Regions from separate parts of the Homo sapiens genome. Here region 2 is linked to region 1. Evidence: read pairs that join two places in POLR2A ChIA-PET (ENCODE). Cell type or tissue: CD4-positive, alpha-beta T cell. All regions are shown on one strand. Each heading gives the region's core, and the rest is flanking DNA. Links, peaks and the distances in the headings are about the cores only.

Region 1 (10,764 bases), core at 966-8,965:
AGAGCCAACCTGAGGACACACAGGAGAATCCATACTGGTGAGAAACCTTATAAGTGTGCCAAGTGCAGTGCCAGCTTTCGCCAGCACTCTCATCTATCCCGACACATGAATAGCCACGTAAAGGAGAAGCCCTATACATGTAGCATATGTGGTAGAGGTTTTATGTGGCTCCCAGGATTGGCACAGCATCAGAAAAGCCACAGTGCTGAAAACACCTACGAATCTACTAACTGTGATAAACATTTTAATGAGAAACCAAATCTTGCTTTGCCTGAGGAAACATTCGTATCAGGCCCCCAGTACCAGCACACTAAGTGCATGAAGAGCTTCAGGCAGTCCTTATATCCTGCCCTTTCCGAGAAGAGCCACGACGAGGACTCTGAACGCTGCAGCGATGATGGGGACAATTTCTTCTCATTCTCAAAATTCAAGCCCTTACAGTGTCCTGACTGTGACATGACCTTTCCTTGTTTCTCTGAGCTTATTTCCCATCAGAACATTCATACAGAGGAAAGGCCCCATAAGTGCAAAACATGCGAGGAAAGTTTTGCTTTGGACTCAGAACTTGCATGCCACCAGAAGAGCCACATGCTAGCGGAACCTTTTAAATGTACCGTGTGTGGGAAAACTTTCAAGTCGAATTTGCATCTCATTACTCATAAGCGAACTCACATAAAAAACACCACGTAAAGTAAATATAACAAATTGTTATTAGTGATTGGGCTTTTCAGTATCTGTATGGTGGGAAGCAGTTACTGTATATGTCCCAGGCAATGTGCTAAGCACTTTACACACATTCCCATGTAATACTTAATTCTCAGCACAACCGTGATTTAGGCAGTATCATTTCCATTTTATAAGTAGGGATGCAAAATCCGTGTCACTAAACTAGTGAATGAACCCAGGATTTGAACTCAGTTACTGTACAACTGTGAGCCAGAAGAAGATACACAACTTTTGTTTAAATTCAATTTTCATTAAAATGAAGGCTCTTGCTAAAGTTATTTTAATTTTGTTTACGTAGTTTCTGACTTTTAGAAGGAGGAGAATTTATTTATATTTTGCCAGTTCTGCAGACATATCTAGGAAAGTAAATGCTTTTATATGTTTTATACTTTTTTTTGCTATAACTATTTGAATGTAATACTTGTATAAGATTGCTGTTCTACATGTGAATTCCCACAGGCGTTCAGAAGTTTTTTTCTGCCCTGTAAAAGTTCCCAAATGGGTAGACTAGTTTATATTTTGATGGCCATTAGTATCCGGAGTTCTCTGTCATGGTTCTGATGCCAGGGGCACATACTGGCATTTAGGACCCAATTGTTTGCAAGGAGTTTTGGAAGTCTAACTGCAGCCCTTTTCTGGAGGCTGGACTTGACTTGGGGAGGGGGAGAAGTACTTGCTCTTTTCTAAGATTTGCCTCCAAATTGCTACTGAAGCACATTACCTGTCTTACTATGAATAATTGTAATTGTTTCTCAGTGAGCATGCTAGCTACTTTAGATATATTATGTAATTTAATCTTCAGAATCTGTGACAGAGAAAAAAAATCTTTGTTTCATAAACGAGGAAACTGAAGTCCTCAGAGGGTAAAGTCAGTTCTTTGCCCAGCACACAAATCACATTGTGGTGAAACTGACATTAAGCTTGGGTTTCTCTGACTCCAAAGGCCATGCAGTCTGCAAGACTGCGGCATTTGTTGGCATTTGCACCACGTAGTAGCACTGCAGGCAGCCAGGGAAAGGGGAGCTGAGATAGGTGAGGGTGGTCCTCATGGAGGCGATTCTGTGTGCTTGCATCCTGGAACCCCTTCATTCCCTTTGTGCTGTACCCAAAGCCTGACTAACATATACAGTTACAAAGCAGCAGAAGACTCTCCAGGACTTCAGGTTTGAATTCTTGTCCCTCTAATCAGATGAGAGATTTCACACTTGGCAGAGTACAATACTGAAGGTCTTAACTGGGTTTTGGTTTTTTAAAAAACACCCATAACATTTCCTCTCCATCTCCAAAGAAAATGCATATAGAAAATTGTTAGATTTTAACCAAAATACTTGATAATATATAGATCTTTAGATATTGCTATTATAGATAAATACTGGAGCAAAATATTATTAAATGGTATGGTTATTAATGTTAAAGAACCACAGAATGTTGTAAATATAGATTCATATACAATTTCTCATTAAAGTCGATTGTATGCCTATCAGCAAAACAATATTTACATGGGTTTTGATTAGGATGGAAGAATGCTCTCATTCTATTTAAATAGACAGTATAAAAGTACAATATTTGCTAAAATTGAATTGTTGCTGGGAATTTTTGCTGGGAGAAAAGATAAAGGACTCTTGAGGACTAATTATATGGAAGGTAGCAGAAGGTGGTCCTACAGAACAGCAGATTGAGGACTAAATATACAAAAAATGCTGGCTACTCAGCTAAGCTCTTATTACTGAGTAGAGGCAGGAAGATACTGTTCAGGTGAGAGAAAAACTGAAACTAACAAAAACATCCCTAACCCAGAGAGAGTTTCTCTCTCTTTGTCATTCTTGTCTTGTTTCTTGTTTGCAGATCCACAGTTGAGACAATGTGCTGCTCTGTATGTCAAGGTCAGACTTTGGCTGTTTGTTTCTGATGTCTCCACTCTTAGGAGACAGGACACCAGCTTCCAGGTTTCTCTGAGGTGCTTTGAAATGTGTAGAAAGATAGTCTCCAGTTAGATTACTTATTAGGCAACTCTGAGATACCATGACCTTTGTTAAATAACAAGAACACCACCTCCTTGCTCTCCTGCTTCTGCCCTCAGTGGGAGAAACTGGCAGGAGCCTCATCAGCACATATCAGGGGCCCTAAGAGTTCAGTCAAAGATCTAATGAGTCACAGGATGGGGGATGAAATTGGGAAAGGTCTGGATTAGCAGAGTTGCTGCAGAAAGAAGTAGAGGGGAATATCTTAGAAGGCACTTGGACAGAATGGGGGTGATATAAAAGATGTATGCTGTCATTTTTGTTTTGGCTCCTAGAAAATATAGCAGAAAGTGAGAATTTGTGCCATACATCCTGTTCTGCACCTTAATATGGAAGTTTGCCTTTCCACACGAGTCTTCCTTCACAATTAACCTCTAATTTTTTTTTTTGCAGTTTTCTCCAGATTTTGGAAGATTACGACAAACTTCCTAAAAGATTAGAAAAAATAGCCCTTTTCAGAAACATTAACATACGTGTGGGTAGAACTAAAATGGCTTTTTGGTATAATACTGTTAATGATTAGTATGCAGAAAAAAATGAAAACCCCGGAAGTGTCAGTTACTGTGAAAGAGGCATATTTTCAGTTGTGCTTATTGTGCAGTTGTACTTAAATACATTTGCTAGATGTAATTCAAGCTGCTTTACCCCCAGGGAATTGAAGGAAAAGATATATCTGCTGGTGAGCTTCAGGCTTTTTATGATGATGGCATTTCACCCTTCTGTTTACAGTGTCAACTGATGGAGATAAATTCCATAAAATTGTCATTAACTCAGATACTAGCCTTCCATGTTAGGTGCTATTCACAAATACTGGATAAAAGTTAATATGGGAATGAAAAACTAAATGCAAGAGTTTATTGCTATGAATGATTGGTTAACTGCATTTTGCAGCATGGAAATCAACACACTATGAGAGTGAAAACTTTGTGCTGAATAAATTGACTCAGACAAATTTCTCCGTTTTTGTCGTTGATGCAGTGATGAAAATGTATATCCAACAGTTCCTTAACATGATTGCTGGAATAGTTAAACAGTCTTTTAAACAGTCGTCATTGATGAAAACAGCATTTTTCCAATGGAATTCAGATGTCAGCAGTTTACATTTTATAATTTAAGAAATTGTGGAATGTAGTTGTTTTGAATGAGGTCGACTCAGAATAGTTTTATTTAGAGCTTTGTTGCTACAGGTGGTAGTCTATTGACACCTCCTCATTTAACATAGAAAATGACTAACCCAATAATTCAGGGAGTTAAAACTCAAATGACATTTCACAGCAAATGCCATTTTGAGTCTTTGCCTCCTGAGTTTCCATATAATTAAGTGGCAATGTTCTAGTGACTGCAGCATAAGATGTCATACAATCTGAAACTGCAGAGTTTGATCAAAGTAATCTGCAATTTACTGCCTATGTGTACAAAGGGAGACATAGCAGGTTATAGTTTATATGAATAGTCTATTTTGAATGTTCATTAAACTTGTTATCCCTGTGGGATTTTAGTAGGAAAGTGTATTTGCTTTGACCATCTGTTTAACAAAATGATGTTCATTACATTAGAAGTGTATGTATTCATCTGGTTTAGTTTTGTAATTTAGAAGAGCTATTGATCTGATTCAAAGATAACCATTACCCATCTTTCCAAGGCCCATCTAAGTAGTACAGGTGTTTTGTCTTTTAAAATTGACAGTCCTCTTTGCATTAAGTCTGTAGGGGGGGAATACAATATAAATATTCTTCTGTGTAAACGTAAGAATGTGCTGTAATCTCCAGTTCCTTTGGATACCTCAGAATTCTATTTATTGTATACACTTATACTGTTTATTCAATGTTTTGGGTCTTACTCTTTTTGACGTATTCTCATCAGTCTTCACTCTAGTTTGCAAGCTCTGAAGTTATTGATTACGTCTAATGTGCAATTTGGCTTCTATTAAATGCTATTTTATGATGATGGCAATGAAGTGAACTTTTTAAAAAAAATACGTGGTTTTAGGTGGCAATCAGGTTAATTTTGAAGACTGTTAGGATTCTGGTTTAGAGACAGAGAGTGAAGGACTTCGTGCTACTTAATAAGGGAAGTAAAATCGCTTGCTCCCTGGAACTCAGCAGAAAATTCTGGGTCATTCTGGGAAGCTAGCGCTAGACCTCAATTTCCTTTCGTCTTTGCTGTACACAGAAGTACAGGGGCAAGGACCTCTGTCTTCACGGAGCAGCTACTGCCTGGCACGGGTTGCCACTTAAAGCTTGGATTCCGAGTAGCGGATGTGGTGAGTAGGACTCCCAGAAGACCTCGCGCGGCCTCAGGGAGATCCTGGGTCTCCAGCTTGGCCACCAACTGCACGGGTCAGCGGAAGTGTCAACGAGATGACTTGCGCTACAGCGGCACACTGGTGAGGAACCGGAAGCCACGAGCCGAGCCACTTCCGGTGCCCGCTTCCGGTAGCGCCTGCGCATTCCTGGGGCAAGTGGACTGTGGTGAACGGTGGAGATCCAGTGGTGGGGTTTGGCCATGTGCCTGGCCATATCCACTGCATATCGCTAGGTGATCTCCGTGTAAATCTAGCAGTACGGGTAAGAGTGTTTGCGGAGGAACTCCTCAGGTCTCTTCCTCCGCATCAGCAGGAGGGTATCATGGGTGTGACTGTCGGGCACTAACACGAATCTCCATCCCATGATTCTAGGCGTTAGGACTGGAGAAGCAGCTCCGGGCCACCGTCCCAGCTCTAATCTCACTTAGGCAATGCAGAGCTGTGGGCCTGACTACCACGTGTGTCTCTGGCTTGTTGAAATGGGCACTTTGTACATCTCACTTGTGCTGGGTAGAGTGTCTTTTCTTTAGAACCAGTACCAATCTCTTAGGCTTTTGGCATTCTCTGCAGCCAAATTCTAACATGCTTCTACTTAGCTGGAATGTACCCTCGGCTTACCTTTGGTAAATGGTATCTCCCCAGGTGAGCTTAGCCACTTCCATGGCTACAAAGACCTCATTTTAGGTCTAGCTCCAATTTCTTTTCTATGTACTCCAGATTCCTACATTCAGGTGCCTACAGGAGTCGTCTTTTAGATGTCTCTCAGGCATCAAAACACATGCCCTTAACTCATGCTTTTAGCCCCTGATCTGTTTGCCTCCAGTATGTGGGGCCACATCCATACAATTGCTCATGCTATCAACAAACACTCCCTCTTTCCTCTTGCTATGGCTTGAATATTTGTGTACCCTAAAAATTCATGTGTTGGAATTCTAACACTTAAACTGATGTTATTAGGAGGTGGGGACTTTGGCAGACCCCTCATGATTGGGATTAGTGTCCTTATAAAAGAGACTGCAGGCCGGGTGTGGTGGCTTACGTCTGTAATCCCAGTGCTTTGGGAGGCCAAGGTGTGAGAATTGCTTAAAGCCAGGAGTTCAAGACCGGCCTGGGAAACATAGCGACACGCCATCTTTTCAAAAAATTTATTTAGCCCGGTGTGGTGGCTGGTGCTTGTAGTCCTAGCTACTTGGGAGGCTGAGGCAGGAGGATTGCTTGAGCCCAGGAAGTTGAGGTTACAGTGAACTATGATTGGCCCACTGTACTCGAGCCTGTGAGGACCCAGCAAGAAGGTGCCATTGTGGAAATGGCCCTCACCAGACAATGAATCTGCCAGCACCTTGATCTGGGTTTCCTAGCCTCTAGAACTATGAGAAAAAAATTTCTGTTGTTTATAAACTACCTGGCTTATGGTAACTTTTTATAGAAGCCAGAACAGACTAAGACATCACATCCACTCAATCATCAAGTCTCATGGATTCTACCTCAAAAGTATCACCAAAACCTGAATGTTTCTGTCTCCCCTGTCCCCATCCTATCCAACAGTACTCACCTGGGTTACCTGAAAGAGCCCGCTGATGACTTTCATATCACACTTGTTCTCTGTCAACACAGCTAACACACTGCCATTTAATAAAAGAAGTATTAAAAAATGTTTGCTCCCTGAAACTCAGCAGAAAATTCCAGCATTATTGCGGGAAGACAACACTAGATGTTCATCTTTCCAGTCTTTGCTGCACAGAACTAGAGGGCCAGGTACCAGATGATTATGATGATTTCATCATCCAATTTGACACCTTCCATTGGCTTCCCATTGTCCTTAGGGACATTTAAATTTTCAACATGACCTTCCTAGTCATTACTTCCCTGCCAGTGTCAACTCCAGCTGTTCTTTTTCTCTTACCCCTCTCCAGCTACACTTTCTCTCAATTCATCAAACATACCAAGCTCTTTGAGAATTGTGCACATACTTTTCCTTTTACTTGGAACATCCCTTTCAATTCCTACATTCTTTGTTTTACCCTCCTTATAGCAATATGCTTGTAATTGAATATTAATTATGTAACTAATAAAATTTCATTGTCTCCATGGGAGGAGAGACCAGGAACATGGTAGATGCTTAAAATTATGCACTGATTGAAACTACTACGGCTCTGTCACTTTTATACCATTGGTTTCAGCTTAAAGACTGACAGAGGGCCGGGTGCAGTGGCTCATGCCTGTGATCCCAGCACTTTGGGAGGCCGAGGTGGGCAGATTACGAGGTCAGGAGTTCGAGACCAGCCTGGCCAATATGGTGAAACCCCATCTCTACTAAAAAAAATACAAAAATTAGCCGGGCATGGTGGTGCGCATCTGTAGTCGCAGCTAGTTGGGAGGCTGAGGCAGGAGAATCGCTTGAACCCAGGAGGCGGAAGTTGCAGTGAGCCGAGATTGTGCCACTGCACTCCAGCCTGGGCAACAGAGTGAGACTTTGTCAAAAAAAAAAAAAAAAAGAAAGGAGAATAGATACTGGTGCTGTCACTTACTAGTAGGCAAGAGGTGTAACAGTGTACCCAAAGAAGCTGTAAGGAGTTTAGAAAAAAACTAAGAAAGCTTCCAGGATAAATATATAATGATACCTTATAGGCTTGAAGGTAATAATTTAGCAAAGATGGCCGGTGCAGTGGCTCACACCTGTAATCCCAGCACTTTGGGAGGTCAAGGCAGGAGGATTACTTGAGGCCAGAAGTTCCAGACCAGCCTGGGCAACATAATAAGACCCATCTCTACCAAAAATTTAAAAATTAGGCCGGGCACAGTGGCTCACGCCTGTAATCCCAGCCCTTTGGGAGACCAAGGCAGGCAGATCACGGGGTCAAGAGATTGAGACCATCCTGGCCAACATGGTGAAACCCCATCTCTACTAAAAATACAAAACAAAAATAGCTGGTCATGGTGGCACGCACCTGTAGTCCCAGCTACTTGGGAGGCTGACACAGGAGAATTGCTTGAACCCAGGAGGTGGAGGTTGCAGTGAGCCAAGATCGCGCCACTGCACTCCAGCCTGGGGGACAAAGGGAGACTCTGTCTGAAAAAAAAAAAAAAAAAGCCGGGCGTAGTGGCACATGCCTGTAGTCCCAGCTACTCAGGAGGCTAAGGTGATAGGATCACTTGAGCCTGGGTGGAGGCTGTAGTGAGCTGTGATTGTTCCACCGTACTCACCCTGGGTGACAGAATGAGAACTCCCTCCCTGCCCAAAAAAAAAGTTTCATTTCACTGATTGGGCATCAACAAGATACAGAATGGGAGACTCCTGACTTTCTTTCCTTCCATGGATGCACTGAATAAGTATCTACACATGGATCAGTTCTCTCTGAGAGAAATATAGAAACTAGTTGAGACTCCCACACACTGGCAACTGATAATATATCCACATCAAAATGGATACCAACAAATTGAGACACAATGTAAACCAAAAACCTGGGCACAGTATCTTACAATTGGGAAGGAATCCCGAAATACCAGATTTTTGAAGAATGAAGGGTTGAGGCCAGACATATCGCTCCCAAACTTAAACAGTTTCCACGTGAGAGTTTGGCTCCTAAATCTTCTTATCCCGGGAATGGCAGGGTTTAGTATTTGTGAGTCCCCTGAGAAAAAAGGACATTTTATTTATTTATTTATTTATTTATTTATTTAGAGACAGAGTTTTGCTTTTTTCACCCAGGTTGTAGTGCAATGGCACAATATTGGCTTACTGCAACTTCCGCCTCCTGGGCTCAAGCGATTCTCCTGCCTTAGGCTATAGAGTAGGCGGGATTACAGGCGCACACCACCATGCCCAGCTAATTTTGTGGGGTTTTTTTTTTTTGTTTGTTTGTTTTTTTTGAGACAGAGTCTCTCTCTGTTGCCCAGGTTGGAGTGCAGTGGCGCAATCTCAACTCACTGCAACCTCTGCCTCCTGGGTTCAAGCGATTCTCCTGCCTCAGCCTCTCGAGTAGCTGGGACTACAGGCACTTGCCACCATGCCTGGCTAATTTTTTGTATTTTTAGTAGAGATGGGGTTTCACAGTGTTAGGATGGTCTCGATCTCCTGATCTTGTGATCCACCCGCCTCAGCCTCCCAAAGTGCTGGGATTACAGGTGTGAGCCACCATGCCCAGCCATAAGAGGACATTTTAAACAGGTATGTGAGCACTTTCAGCGGCTGTCCCCCAGGGTCAGTGCAGAGCAAGCAGGCAGAAATGCACCATCTGCTGGGCACCATGGCTCATGCCTGTAATCCCAGTGCTTTGAGATGCTGAGGCAGAGGATCACTTGAGGCCAGGAGTTTGAAAACAGCCTGGGGAACATACAAACACCCTGCCTCTACCAAAACAAAAAAAAATTTTTTTTAATTAGCCAGGTGTGGTGACATATGCCTATAGTCCTAGCTACTCAGGATGCTGAGGCAGGATGATCGCTTGAGCCCAAGATTCAGGGTTGCACTGAGCTATGATGGAGCCACTGCGTTACAGCCTAGGTGGCAGAGTGAGACCCTGTCTCTAAAAAAAAAGAAAAGAAACAAAAGAATTTAAAAAAGCAGTTCCACAGTCTCCCTAAAAGGGATTTATCTACACATTTTTCCCAACTGCTGCCTGAACGCTGGGCTTCTAAGTAGCCTACATCGAGTAGCTGATAGGGCTGGTAAACAATAGACCTCCAGGAGCATGAACAGGCATGTGGGAACTTCACTGTCGTTCTCCCCTCTGCCACTACTCCATTCAGAGATAAAACTAGGGGCCAGGCACGGTGGCTCACCCCTGTAATCCCAGCACTTTGGGTGGCCAAGGCAGGTGGATCAGTGGAGGTCAGGAGTTCAAGACCAGCCTGGTCAACATGGTGAAACCCTCTCTCTGTTAAAAAATACAAAAAGTTACCTGGGCATGGTTGGGGGTTGTCAGGGAGGTGCACCTGTAATCCCAGCTACTCCGGAGGCTGAGGCAGGAGAATGGCTTGAACTCAGGAGGCAGAGGTGGCAGTGAGCTGAGATTGTGCCACTCTACTTCTGCCTGGGTGACAGAGTGAGACTCTGTCTCAAAAATAAAACAACAAAACAAAAAAAAACTAGGCTTCTAGCTTCTTCCTGGACAGTGTACCCCAACTTTTACAGCTTCCACCCAAGGGACCAGCTTCTAAGCTCCTAAATCATCTGTCTCTGGGAATTGATAAGACTGCATTCACAAGTCCCCCTAGACTACAGAGAAGAAAAGTGATTTTAAAAGAGTGTTTGAGCAGTTCTAGCATCCGTTTCCCCTAACTCAGTACAAAGCGAGCAGACAAAAACACCCAGTTCCCAGTTTACCCCCAGGAAGGGGTTTGACTGCACACCTAACGTCCCAACTTTCCCAGCCGCTGTCCATGAGTCAGGCCTCTAGCCTATATCTGGGCACTGACAGGGCAGGCAATAAGTAGTCCTCTGGGAGCCTGAATGGGCATGCAGTTGCTTCCCGCAATTCCTTTTGCAGGCTCACTCTAGAGATGGAGCCAAGCCTCTGAACAATCCATCTGTCCTGGACAGTAGATGGGAGCTGCAATTGACTAGGCCCCTGGGGGTAACAACACATTAGGCAATGGGTTGAAAGAGTATGTGGTCTGAATGAGAATGCAGGCATTTGCTTGGGATTATCTCCCCAGCTTAGTACAGGGCAAGTGGGAGATCAACACCAGTTCCCAGCTTCTCCTTGAGGA
Region 2 (10,764 bases), core at 1,399-9,398, 150 kb after region 1:
CACCCTGGGTTCCTCACTTGCCTCACTGGGATGGAGAATGGCAGGGTCAAAGGACGTAATGTACCTCTCTAGCAGCTGTGCTGGGCCGGCCCTGCACCCAAATCCTCAAATGCCTTACTCTGCTGGGGGCGGTGGCTCACACTTGTAAATCCCAGCACTTTGGGAGGCCGAGGTGGGTGGATCACCTGAGGTCAGGGAGACCAGCCTGACCAATATGGAGAAACCCCGACTCTACTAAAAATACAAAAAATTAGCTGGGCGTGGTGGCGCATGCCTGTAATCCCAGCTACTCGGGAGGCTGAGGCAGGAGAACCGCTTGAACCTGGGAGGCGGAGCTTGCAGTGAGCCGAGATCGCACTGTTGCACTCCAGCCTGGGCAACAAGAGTGCCACTCCATCTCAAAACAAAACAAAACAAAACCAAAAAATGCCTCACTCTTAACTGCAAGAGCCTTGCTGCTTGCTGCGCAGGCCACTTGTCTTCATTCCTTACCTGGAGCTGGGCCTCTGGGGCTCAGGCCCTCCTTGCAGCTCTGGACACTGGGATCCCATAGCTTTCCTCCTTGTCCCACCTGGGTGCCTGGGACCTCCTGACTGGGAATGTGAGACTCTGTTCACAATGAAAGAAACAGATTTCTGTACTGCCACTTTCCTCTACCAGGGTAGGGAAACAGTCTTGTTCCCTGCCCTCAGTGGATAAATACAGAATGCTCCATAAATCTGACAGCAGTTACTTGGAATATACACAAACTGTTCCCAGTGGATACCTCTAGAGAAAGAAATTAGGGGAGGGAGACTTTTTTTTTTTTTTTGAGACAGAGTCTCACTCTGTCGCCCAGGCTGGAGTGCAGTGGCACGATCTCCGCTCACTGCAACCTCTGCCTCCTAGGTTCAAGCGATTCTCCTGCCTCAGCCTCCCAAGTAGCTGGGATTACAGGCGTGCACCACCACACCCGGCTAATTTTTGTATTTTTAGTAGAGATGGAGTTTCACCATGTTGGCCAGGCTGGTCTCGAACTCCTGACTTCAAGTGATCTGCCTGCCTCGGCCTCCCAAAGTGCTGGGATTACAGGTGTGAGCCACTGCGCCCGGCCAATTTTTTTTTTTTTTAAATATTCATGGTACTTGGAATGTTTTTTTTTGCAATGAGAATGTACACTACTGTAATTGAAATAACTATAAAATGAACATGGTCAGTTCCTTGAATAATCCATTTAATATCATAAAAGGGCCTTGTCTCTACATATAAATACAAAATAGAACTAAATTTGACCGGACAACTCCAGGGAAAGAAAATATAACATAATAGACAATCAGAAAAGGACCCAGGGCTCTAAGAGGACCATGAGATTAAAACCCACAAGTGCCATTTCTATGCTGTGCCAAAAAGAAAAACAAAAACCTCCACCTCCAGCAAACATGGACTCCAACAGAAGTTTAATTCCAACAAGCTGTAATCTGATCTTTTCCTATTTAGCATCTCTCACTAAAAGGGCCATGTTCAACTTTGGACATCACAGCAGTGAAAAGTAATATGGAAACTGGTACAGTGGCACACTTCCTGACTAAGGCAGGAAGACTGCTTGAGCCCAGAAGTTCCAGAGCAGCCTGGGCAACAGAGTGAGACTCACTTCAAAAAAAAAAAAAAAAAAAAAAAAGGCCGGGTGTGGTGGCTCACACCTGTAATTCCAGCACTTTGGGAGGCGGGTGGATCACCTGAGGTCGGGAATTCAAGATGAGCCTGACCTACATGGAGAAATCCTGTCTCTACTAAAAATACAAAAAATTAGCCGGGTGTGGTGGCGCATGCCTGTAATCCCAGCTACTCTGGAGGCTGAGGCAGGAGAATCACTTGAACCCGGGAGGCAGAGGTTGCAGTGAGCAAGATTGCGTTTGCAGAATTAGTGTCAACAAATGTACAGTTGTGATACTTTTTAGGCAAACCTGATATATGGAAACAATGTGCGGTGTGTCTTGTTTGTTTTGAAACAGAGTCTCACTCTGTCACCTGGTTGAGGTGCAGTGGCATCATCATAGCTCACTGCAGCCTTGACCTACTGGGCTCAGGTGATTCTCCCCTCAGCCTCCTGAGTAACTGGGACTACCACCACCACACCAGTGAGTCTTTCTACTGGTGTGTTTCAACATAGGTATAATCATAATGTACACACAGTCTTGTTTTATGTTAAGACTTCCCCAACTTTTTATTAAAAGAATTCTCATACATACAGAAAAGTTGAGGGAATTGTACAATAAATACAAGCATATCCTCCACCTAAATCCAACTATATGTCAGTCTGTCATATTCCGTAGGCATAATTTTAAAACTCTGAGTACAGTACAAGACATAGGTAAATCTTAATTTATGATATGGCCTACTTTGGAGCTATACATTGTTTCCAAATTTCCACAAGACCCTCCCCACTTTCTGAATTTTTATGGGCTGTGAGAGATGATAGGCTGGAATGTTGATCCTACTACCCCTGAAATTTTTGTCTTTGGGGACGAGCCTAGAAACACTAACGGAACACAGGAAACACTGGCGAGCTCATAAGAATAAGCATCTGAAAATTGCAAGGAATCAACCATTTAGAGCCCCCCAGCATCCTGGAATACTGCATGTGTGTGATGCTGGCAGGTTGTCACCGCATTGGGTTTGCTCTGCCCTAGGAAGTGCACATGGCTCAGACTCGCCTTAGGCTCTGGCAGCTGGGACTCCAGTCCCGGGCTGCCTGTGCCAACTGTACCACTTGGCAGATACATGACTCTCGTACAGGGGACTTTAGACAAAGGGAAGTCTCCTGTGGAGGCTTCTTGGCAAAACTCAGAGTCTGTGTCCAGGAGGTGAATGAATAACGGGCAGGACCCTGGTCAGAAATGGCGCAGTCATCATCCCTGGAAAAGAAGTCCTTACCCAGTGAGTCCACATTCTCATAACTCTCCTGCACCGTGTCCCTGGAGAGGGCCCTCTTACTAGGATCCTGATGCCCCCACTCCTCCTGGGAGATGTACATTGCCACGTCCTCTAAGCTCTCAGGCAACTGAAACAGCACAAGATCTCCTTTAGCCCCTGATGCACCAAGAACAATTCAAGCAGAGTCATGGGTTAAAGGGGCAAAATCCAGGGATGCCAAGCACATGTCAGGGGGGAAGAAGGGTATCAGGCCTCCAAGTGAGGTGTGAAATAGACAAAGCAGTGGGGGAGACGCTGTGGTAAGGGACAAAGGACCTTCCACATGGAGAACCCCCACCCCCAACACTCAGGGGAGGAAGGGTGCTGGGGGGAGACAATGGAAACTTCCACATCACCTGGGGCCCAGTCATCTCCTTGTCTTCCATGTTCCCTTCAGGAGGAAAAAGAGAAAGCCAGGGAGCAGATAATGCTGAAGGTGACAGAAATTATAATGAGAATGGCATTCCTAACTCTTGGCAACCCAAGGATTATTAAAACACAGTATCCATTCCCCAACACCCAGCCTCTGCTTTTGGGAATGACGCTAAACTGCACAGAGGCCTAATCAGCTGATATCCAAAATGACAGGGTGAGAGGGAAGGAGTACCAAGAGTAGCACTCCAAACCCTGCGTCATTCAAGTGGTTCTAAATCGCCTCTGTTCTGCATAAAAAAGGGCTCTACTGAGACTCCCTTCCCTTCCCCCAGCCCCAGGAGAACCCACACCACCAACTGCAGGTCTTTCATTCCACAGGTGAGAACCTGATCTTCAGAAATTCCTTCTCCTTCGCATCATTGCTACATCCAGCTAGTGTCGGGGGCAACCCCCAAGCCCCTCCTCCCTCCCACCTGCCCAGATAACTGTGCCTCACCCCTCTCCTTTACAGCCTGGGGGTCCCTTTGGGGGCTGGGGCCTAGCAGCTCCTGCAGCCTGGGGCCAGGGCTTCGCTCAGTCTCCATTGGCTCCAGCTTGAAGCTCGGTGACTCTCGTGCTGTTTCCAGAGGCAAAGGCTCCTCCAAAAGCACTTCTGTTCCCCGCCCATGGTTTGTGACCTGGGAACCAACCCACATCACTCATCATCACAACAGGGCCCAAGAGGAAGGGAAATTAGTATAGGATACTGAGAGCAAACCTTCAACAGAGAACCTCAGGCGATCCCTTTGGGCCCAGGTAACAGAAAAATGGTTTACACTAAAGGCTTTTTTGATCCCATGTGCAGGGGGAGGGGTTAGGGAAAGGGCCCACTCCCAGAGCACACCTTCCCCACACAGCTCTTAAGATACACCTCACTCCCTTTTGCTCTCCCCACCTTTTCTAGGTGCTTCTATTCCTCACTATAGGATAGGCTAAATTGGGGTAGCCCTGGGGACCAATGACCTCAGGGCCTCGGTGCCAAATTATCTTTCAAAGTTCACAATTAACGGAGGCCCAGCTTTGCAGAGAAGACCAGACCGTGGACCCTAACATAACAACAGGTAACAAGTACTAAGCACTCATAAGCTAGTAGTGTTCACAACTTTACATGCTGCTCTCCCTCTAAGCCCTAGAAAGTATGTTAATATCCTCATTTTACGAATAGGAAAACAGGCCGAAAGAGATCAAGTAACTTGCCAAAGTAACAAAGCTAGTACTAGCAGATTGAGGATTTGAACGCTGGCGATCTAACTCCATGGCTAACACTAACTGTTGCAGGGACACCGCCTCCGCGTGGAAACAGGGCACTCTTCACTGCTTTCGTTCATTTGGGGGAAAATCTGGAGGATGAGTGTTCCAGGTTAAATCACAAGTCCTCTTCCCCACGTAAGGTCTACTCAGGGCAATTTACTTGAATTCGACCGGGGGCGCAATGTCCCAGTGCTCAGGGCTAAACAAACCACAGATAAAACAGCTCTCTCTCTCTCTCACCTGTTGTCTCAGTCTCCCAAGCTCTCTCTGCATATCCTCCACAAGGGTCACCGCTTCTTCGCCGCTCTCCGGATGCAGCTCCTGCACCCTGCTCTGGATCTCCTGGGGCAGGATGGTCAGGAACTGCTCTAACACCAGCAGCTCCAAGATCTGCTCCTTCGTGCGCATCTCAGGCCGAAGCCACCCATGGCAAAGCTCTTGGAGCCGGCTGAGGGCTTCCCGGGGACCAGCTGCCTCTTGGAAGCGGAACCGTCTGAAGCGCAAGTGGGAGGCCTCGGGGCTCGGTCCTGGGTCAGGTGGGGGCAGCTCCTGGCTCCAGGCGCAGTCCTCCTCCAGCTTCACTATCAGGAGCCCTTCCCGTTCCTGGGAGCCCGGGCCCGACGCCATCGTCAGGTCTCCAGAGCGCCTTAGCCCGAAACCAGCCGTGCCCGCCTACGAAGGCGCCCTGAACCCATGTAAGGTTGGACGGCGCCAGCAGGAGCCCGGGGCCGGGGGCTCCCAGTCCAGGCCGAGGAGCCCCGCTCCAGCCCAGGCGCGGCCGGCTCCGGCGCCTAGGCCTCAGTCGGTCCCAGGCGCCGCCACGCCGGCCCCGTGGCCCATCTGCGCCAGGACTTCCCCGAGGCAGGAACCGAGCGCCACGCTTCTCACCCTATATAGAGGACCCACGCAAGACTCAGACCTCTGCTCCCACGCCGGAAATCTCAGCGCGCAAGTTAGGCGTCCACAAGCCCACGGCGCCTGCTCGTGACCAATTTCCGGGTCACGTTTTGCGAACTCCAGCGCCCATTAGGTCAGGTTTCTCCACACACTCACCGCCTACCAATGAGAAGGGAAGATTGGCCTACGGGGACTGGATGAGCGAGGGACCAATTGGAGACGAGAGGCGGGGCCACGGGGCGCGCCCTGAAATTCTGGGAGTGACTGGGGGCAGGGCAGCTGGATCCAAGCGAAGAAAACAAGCCTGAGGTCGTTGTGACTGGCGGGCAACCTGGGTTAGAATTACTCCGGAGCGCTTGGGAAAACGCAGATCCCAGGGCCACGCGCTCTCCAGTGCGTCAGTGTCGGGGTGAGACCCGGAAATCTGAATTGTTAATCAGCTTCCCCGGATGAATCCTTTCCCAAGCCAGGCCCCACCCGCTTCGGCTACTCTGGGCTGGCTGAAGATGGTCCCATTGGCCCCTGCGGCCTCGTCGGCTCCGGAAGCCAGGGGCTCCTCGGCATGTCGGGGAGGCCAGGGAGCTAGCCGCCCGCCCAGTCAGTGGCGCCGCGTGGCCTGCTGCGCGGGGCCTGCTGGGAGATGCAGTCCGCGGCGCGGCCTCGCGACTGCGCGTGCGCCCTGGGCGAGCGCCCAAGAGCCCGGCGGTTCTGAAACCCCGAGTCCCGCGGAGAACCCTGCTGGGCTTTGGGCTCGCTTCTGCGGCTGGACGTCCCAGAGGAGCGCTCGGGTCTGGGTTCGCGGCACCTGCTTCCGATTTTAGACCGAATTTTAAATCTGCCCGAGATGTGCAGCGCCTGCAGTTCATTCTCCAAGTTTCAGTCTCTTACCCAGCCCTGCAAGGGCGGGATCTGCCTCCAGCTCCGCCGTGGACTGTGATAGTTGGGGGCGAGTGGCAGGAGGGCCGCAGGGCCGATTCCCTATTGGGCGCGGTTGTGGGCTTTGTGTCGGTGAGCGGGGCTGCCCAGTTGTGAGGCGGCCCAGGTCCTCCGGGCCATGAGATCCGCAAATGGAAGCGTCCTGGGATAGAATGTGACAATCAGTTACCGTGTATTGAGCGTTTATATGCAGATCGATCCTGAAAACACGTTAGTATGAAGCAGATGCTATTAGCAGCCCCTTCCTACAGGTGGTGGCACTGAAGTCATTTACTTGGGTCACACAGCTAGTCTGTCGTCAAAGGTGAGGCTACCATGATAGTAGAGGGTAATATGGGATTAAAGGGGTTTGTGATGACTAAGTGAAAAGAGTACTGATATTTTAGTTTTTTTCTTTTTTTTTTTTTTCCGAGACGGAGTTTCGCTCTTGTTGCCCAGGCTGGAGTGCAATGGCGCAGTCTCGGCTCACTGAAACCTCCCCCTCCCGGGTTCAAGCGATTCTCCTGCCTCAGCCTCCTGAGTAGCCGGGATTACAAGCGCCCACCACCACGCCCGGCTAATTTTTGTATTTTTAGTAGAGACGGGGTTTCACCATGTTGGCCAGGCTGGTCTCAAATTCCTCACCTCGAGTGATCTGCCCGCCTTAGCCTCCCACTGTGCTGGGATTACAGGCGTGAGCCACCACGCCTGGCCTTTTTTAAAAATTTTATTCCAGGGAAGATGACAGATCCACAGGCTGTCGTGGCAGATGCAGAGCCAGCGACCCCATAGCACTCAAGGTCCAGTTTGGAAAGCCTTGTTTGCTCCCTAGGACCATTCTGGTGGTTTTAGGCATTCCTGTTCTTTTGTTTTTGAGATAGGGTCTTGCTCTGTCGCCCAGGCTGAAGTGCAATGGCACGATCATTGGACATTCCTATTTCAAGAGACATAGATTCTAGACTCATAACCAATTGCAGAAGACTCTAGCCTCAAAACCACTTTTCTCTGACATTTACTATGTAATCTCAGGCAACTTATGTAATCTCACTAAACCCCAAACTTCAGTTTCCTCATTTGTTTTGAGGGACTACTATACGCACCTCACCTCATATCACTGGGTTAGGATGAAATGAGCGGAGCTACACAGGATGCTTAGAACAGTACCTGGCACATAGTATGAATCCGATAAATAGTAGCTGTTACGCATGCACAGCAAGTTCCTGAATGTGTGCCTTATCTCAAAAAAGAAAAGCCACTCAGATTATTATTGCAGAATCTGTGGCATGGGAATGTTTGCAGAACTACACATACCTTGAGATAGGGAGAATGAGGGATTAATCATTTTCTATCTAAGGTCCTTTTGATTTTATGCTATTTATAGGTACTTAAAAGTAGATGAATTTAGGCTAGGTGCGCTGGCTCACGCCTGTAATCCCAGCACTTTGGGAAGCCAAGATAGGCGGATCACGAGGTCAGGAGATCGAGATCATCTCCTGGTTAACACGGTGAAACCTCGTCTCTACTAAAAATACAAAAAAATTAGCCGGGCATGGTGGCGCACGCCCGTATTTCCAGCTACTGGGGAGGCTAAGGCAGGAGAATCACTTGAACCTGGGAGGCAGAGGTTGCAGTGAACTGAGATTGTGCCACTGCACTCCAGCCTGGGCGACAGCAAGACTGCATCTCAAAAAATAGCAATAATAATTTAATTTTTTAAAAAAAGATGAACTTTCAGGGTTATTCAAAATCAGTGGTGGTAGTAGTCCTCCTCCAATTCTTTGTGATCTGCCAGTATGTGGAAAACAGACTAGCTGGTATTAGACTAGGAGTGGTGTTAACAGGCCAGCAGATTTGTAGGGGTTTTTTGTTGTTTTTTCGAGATGGAGTCTCGCTCTATCGCCCCGGCTGGAGTGCAGTGGTGGGATCTCAGCTCACTGCAACCTCCGCCTCCCAGGTTCAAGCGATTCTCATGCCTCAGCCTCCCGAGTAGCTGGGATTATAGGCACCACGCACCACACCCGGCTAATTTTTGTATTTTTAGTAGAGACAGAGTTTTGCCATGTTGGCCAGGCTGCTCTTGAACTCCTGACCTCAGGTGATCCGCCCACCTTGGCCTCCCAAAGTGCTGGGATTACAGGCGTGAGCCACTGCACCCGGCCAGGGCCAGGGTTCTTAAGCTGCCTCCATGTCTGGAGCAGTGCTATCCAATAGAACTTTCTGTGATGGTAGCCAATGGGCACTTAAAATGGAGTTAGTCTTGCCAAGTATTACCATACTGGCCAATGCAGTTCCAGAGGATCCATGGATGGGTTTGGAGATTTTTGTAAACCTTTTGATACTGTATGCAAAATTGGATGTGTGTGTGTGTGTGTGTGTGTGTGTGTGTGTGTGTGTGTGTGTGTATCTGTATGTTCTAGTAAGTGGGTTCATAGCTTTCATCAAGTTCTAAAAACCGCCAAAAAGACTAAGAACTGCTACTTTAGGGCTTTGGTGAAAAGTAAGTAGTGAAGAGAAGTAAGCGCCTTTGAAACCAGTACAGATTCTACTTTCTTAACACTGTAAGTCCTCAATGTCCTAGATAGGTTGGAAACTGTTATCTTAAGTGAAAGCACATTTTGTTATAAGGTTGATGACAAAAATAAATTAGTTTCATTATATGTCTTTTCCCTTTAAGTCCCAGTTTCCAAGACCCTATCAATGATGTTAAGTGAGGACTTACCGTATTAGTGATGTTAAGTGAGGACTTAACTGTGTTTTCTCATCCTCAGCTGCAGGTGACTTCGTGACTGTTGCAGAGAAAAATAAATTTGAATCTTCGACAAAGAACCCTTACCACTCCTGGTTTTAGGTCTCATGGGTACTAGACTCTGTCTCTGGGACTTCTTTCATTCCCTAACTAGCTCTTACAGATTCCTTTGTACTCAAGGGGCCAGTTATCTGTGCCTGGTTTTCAAAGTGACATTTGGTGAAATCTACAGTGTTAAGACTTTCAAGACTAGGCCACGTACTGTGGCTCACGCCTGTAATCCCAGCACTTTGGGAGGCTGAGGTGGAAGAATCACTTGAGGCCAGGATTTTGAGACCAGCCTGGGCAACATGGCAAGACCTCGTCTCTACAGAAAAAAAATTTTAAAAATTAACTGGTTGTGGTGACATGCAACTGTAGCCCCACCTATTAGGGATGCTGAGGCAGGAGGATTGCTTCAGCCCAGGAGTTTTGAGACCAGCCTGGGCAACATAGCCGTCATTTTAAATCGATGCTTTTCCTGTCTTTCATCTTAGGGTACATTCAGCCTCCGGGAGCTTCTGCCACTCTAAGCCTTTGCTACTTGCCACTCCCCCCAGCTTTGGTCTCTCCCCTCGTTTACTTGACTACAGCATTCCTTTGATCTATGACTTAGGGTTTTCTTTTTTTCTGAGACAGAGCCTTGCTCTGTCGCCCAGGCTGGAGTACAGTGGCGCAGTCAAGGCTCACTGCAGCCTCTGCCCAAGTTCCAGCGATTCTCCTGCCTCAGCCTCCCGGGTAGCTGGGATTACAGGCACACGCCACCATGCCTGGCTAATTTTTGTATTTTTAGTAGAGATGGAGTTTTGCCATGTCGGCCAGGCTGGTCTTGAACTCCTGACCTCAGGTGATCCACCCGCCTCGGCCTCCCAAAGCGCTGGATTTAGGGTTTTCTTTTACCTGTACCACATGCTCTTTGATCCTACTCCTAGCTTTGAAATCCAATCATAAACAAAATAGCAAATTTAAATGGCATTTCATTTGAAATGCATTTTATTTTTATTAATATGGAATATATTACCTTTCCTCATGAAAAGATAAAATGAGACATTTTACGCCACTTATATTTTGATTAAATGTTCTGGAGTTTAAATTTTCCTTTGGACTAACATTAACCAAACTGTCTTACTAATATTGTTTGATAATGTTAATATTTAGACATATTCCTCTATTTGCATATTAGATCACTATTTACCAACCTATTTTTTTTTTCAGACCAGTAAACTGTCAAGATGAGGAGGGAGAGGAAAGAACTTGGAAAGAGGGTGCAACCCAAACTTTTGTCAGTGAGGGGAGGCATGGCAGGACACAGGGGAGACCACACTGGAGACCATTTTACTAATTGTCTGGATTGATGGAAACACTCTTAGATATTTGTTTTGGTTAATATCAAGACAATCTACTTCTAGGCTTCAGCTAAAACAAACATGTAAAGATTGTTTTTGCTGGTTGCCAACCAAACCAGTTCAGATACTAATTCTTATTTGAAAGTCTCTTAACTGAAATTAATCCAGGACATAGTTTAACTACCACATTTACCTCTCTCTTCT

Evidence for each region. ChIA-PET counts read pairs that join two places held together with the same protein. Peaks named below come from ENCODE experiments on the same cell type or tissue, not always from the same donor. Only the 100,000 strongest peaks of a DNase experiment are listed, where the experiment ranks them.
Region 2: POLR2A ChIA-PET joins it to region 1 with 10 read pairs; 17 of 35 experiments call an interaction of 5 or more read pairs at or near these places.

Annotation. Positions count from the first base shown.
Region 1 is chr16:3,426,350-3,437,113 of GRCh38, reverse strand. It overlaps ZNF597 (zinc finger protein 597), which reads left to right. Exons shown (of 4, transcript NM_152457.3): 4 at 1-4,700. The coding sequence ends at 690. Among named protein-coding and RNA genes, the nearest start is that of ZNF597, 12 kb to the left of the region's middle. RefSeq lists a silencer at 4,916-4,965 and enhancers at 5,226-5,395, 5,162-5,663. In CD4-positive, alpha-beta T cell, for the core only: no CTCF peak of the experiment used is centred there; a DNase peak (open chromatin) is centred at 5,113; H3K4me3 peaks cover 608 bases.
Region 2 is chr16:3,278,299-3,289,062 of GRCh38, reverse strand. It overlaps ZNF263 (zinc finger protein 263), which reads right to left and starts at 5,572. Exons shown (of 6, transcript NM_005741.5): 1 at 4,858-5,572; 2 at 3,824-4,004; 3 at 3,309-3,382; 4 at 2,914-3,040; 5 at 493-609. The coding sequence starts at 5,244. RefSeq lists enhancers at 4,580-5,083, 5,794-5,983, 6,094-6,599 and a silencer at 5,264-5,423. In CD4-positive, alpha-beta T cell, for the core only: no CTCF peak of the experiment used is centred there; DNase peaks (open chromatin) are centred at 5,632 and 6,152; H3K4me3 peaks cover 2,706 bases; H3K27ac peaks cover 1,712 bases.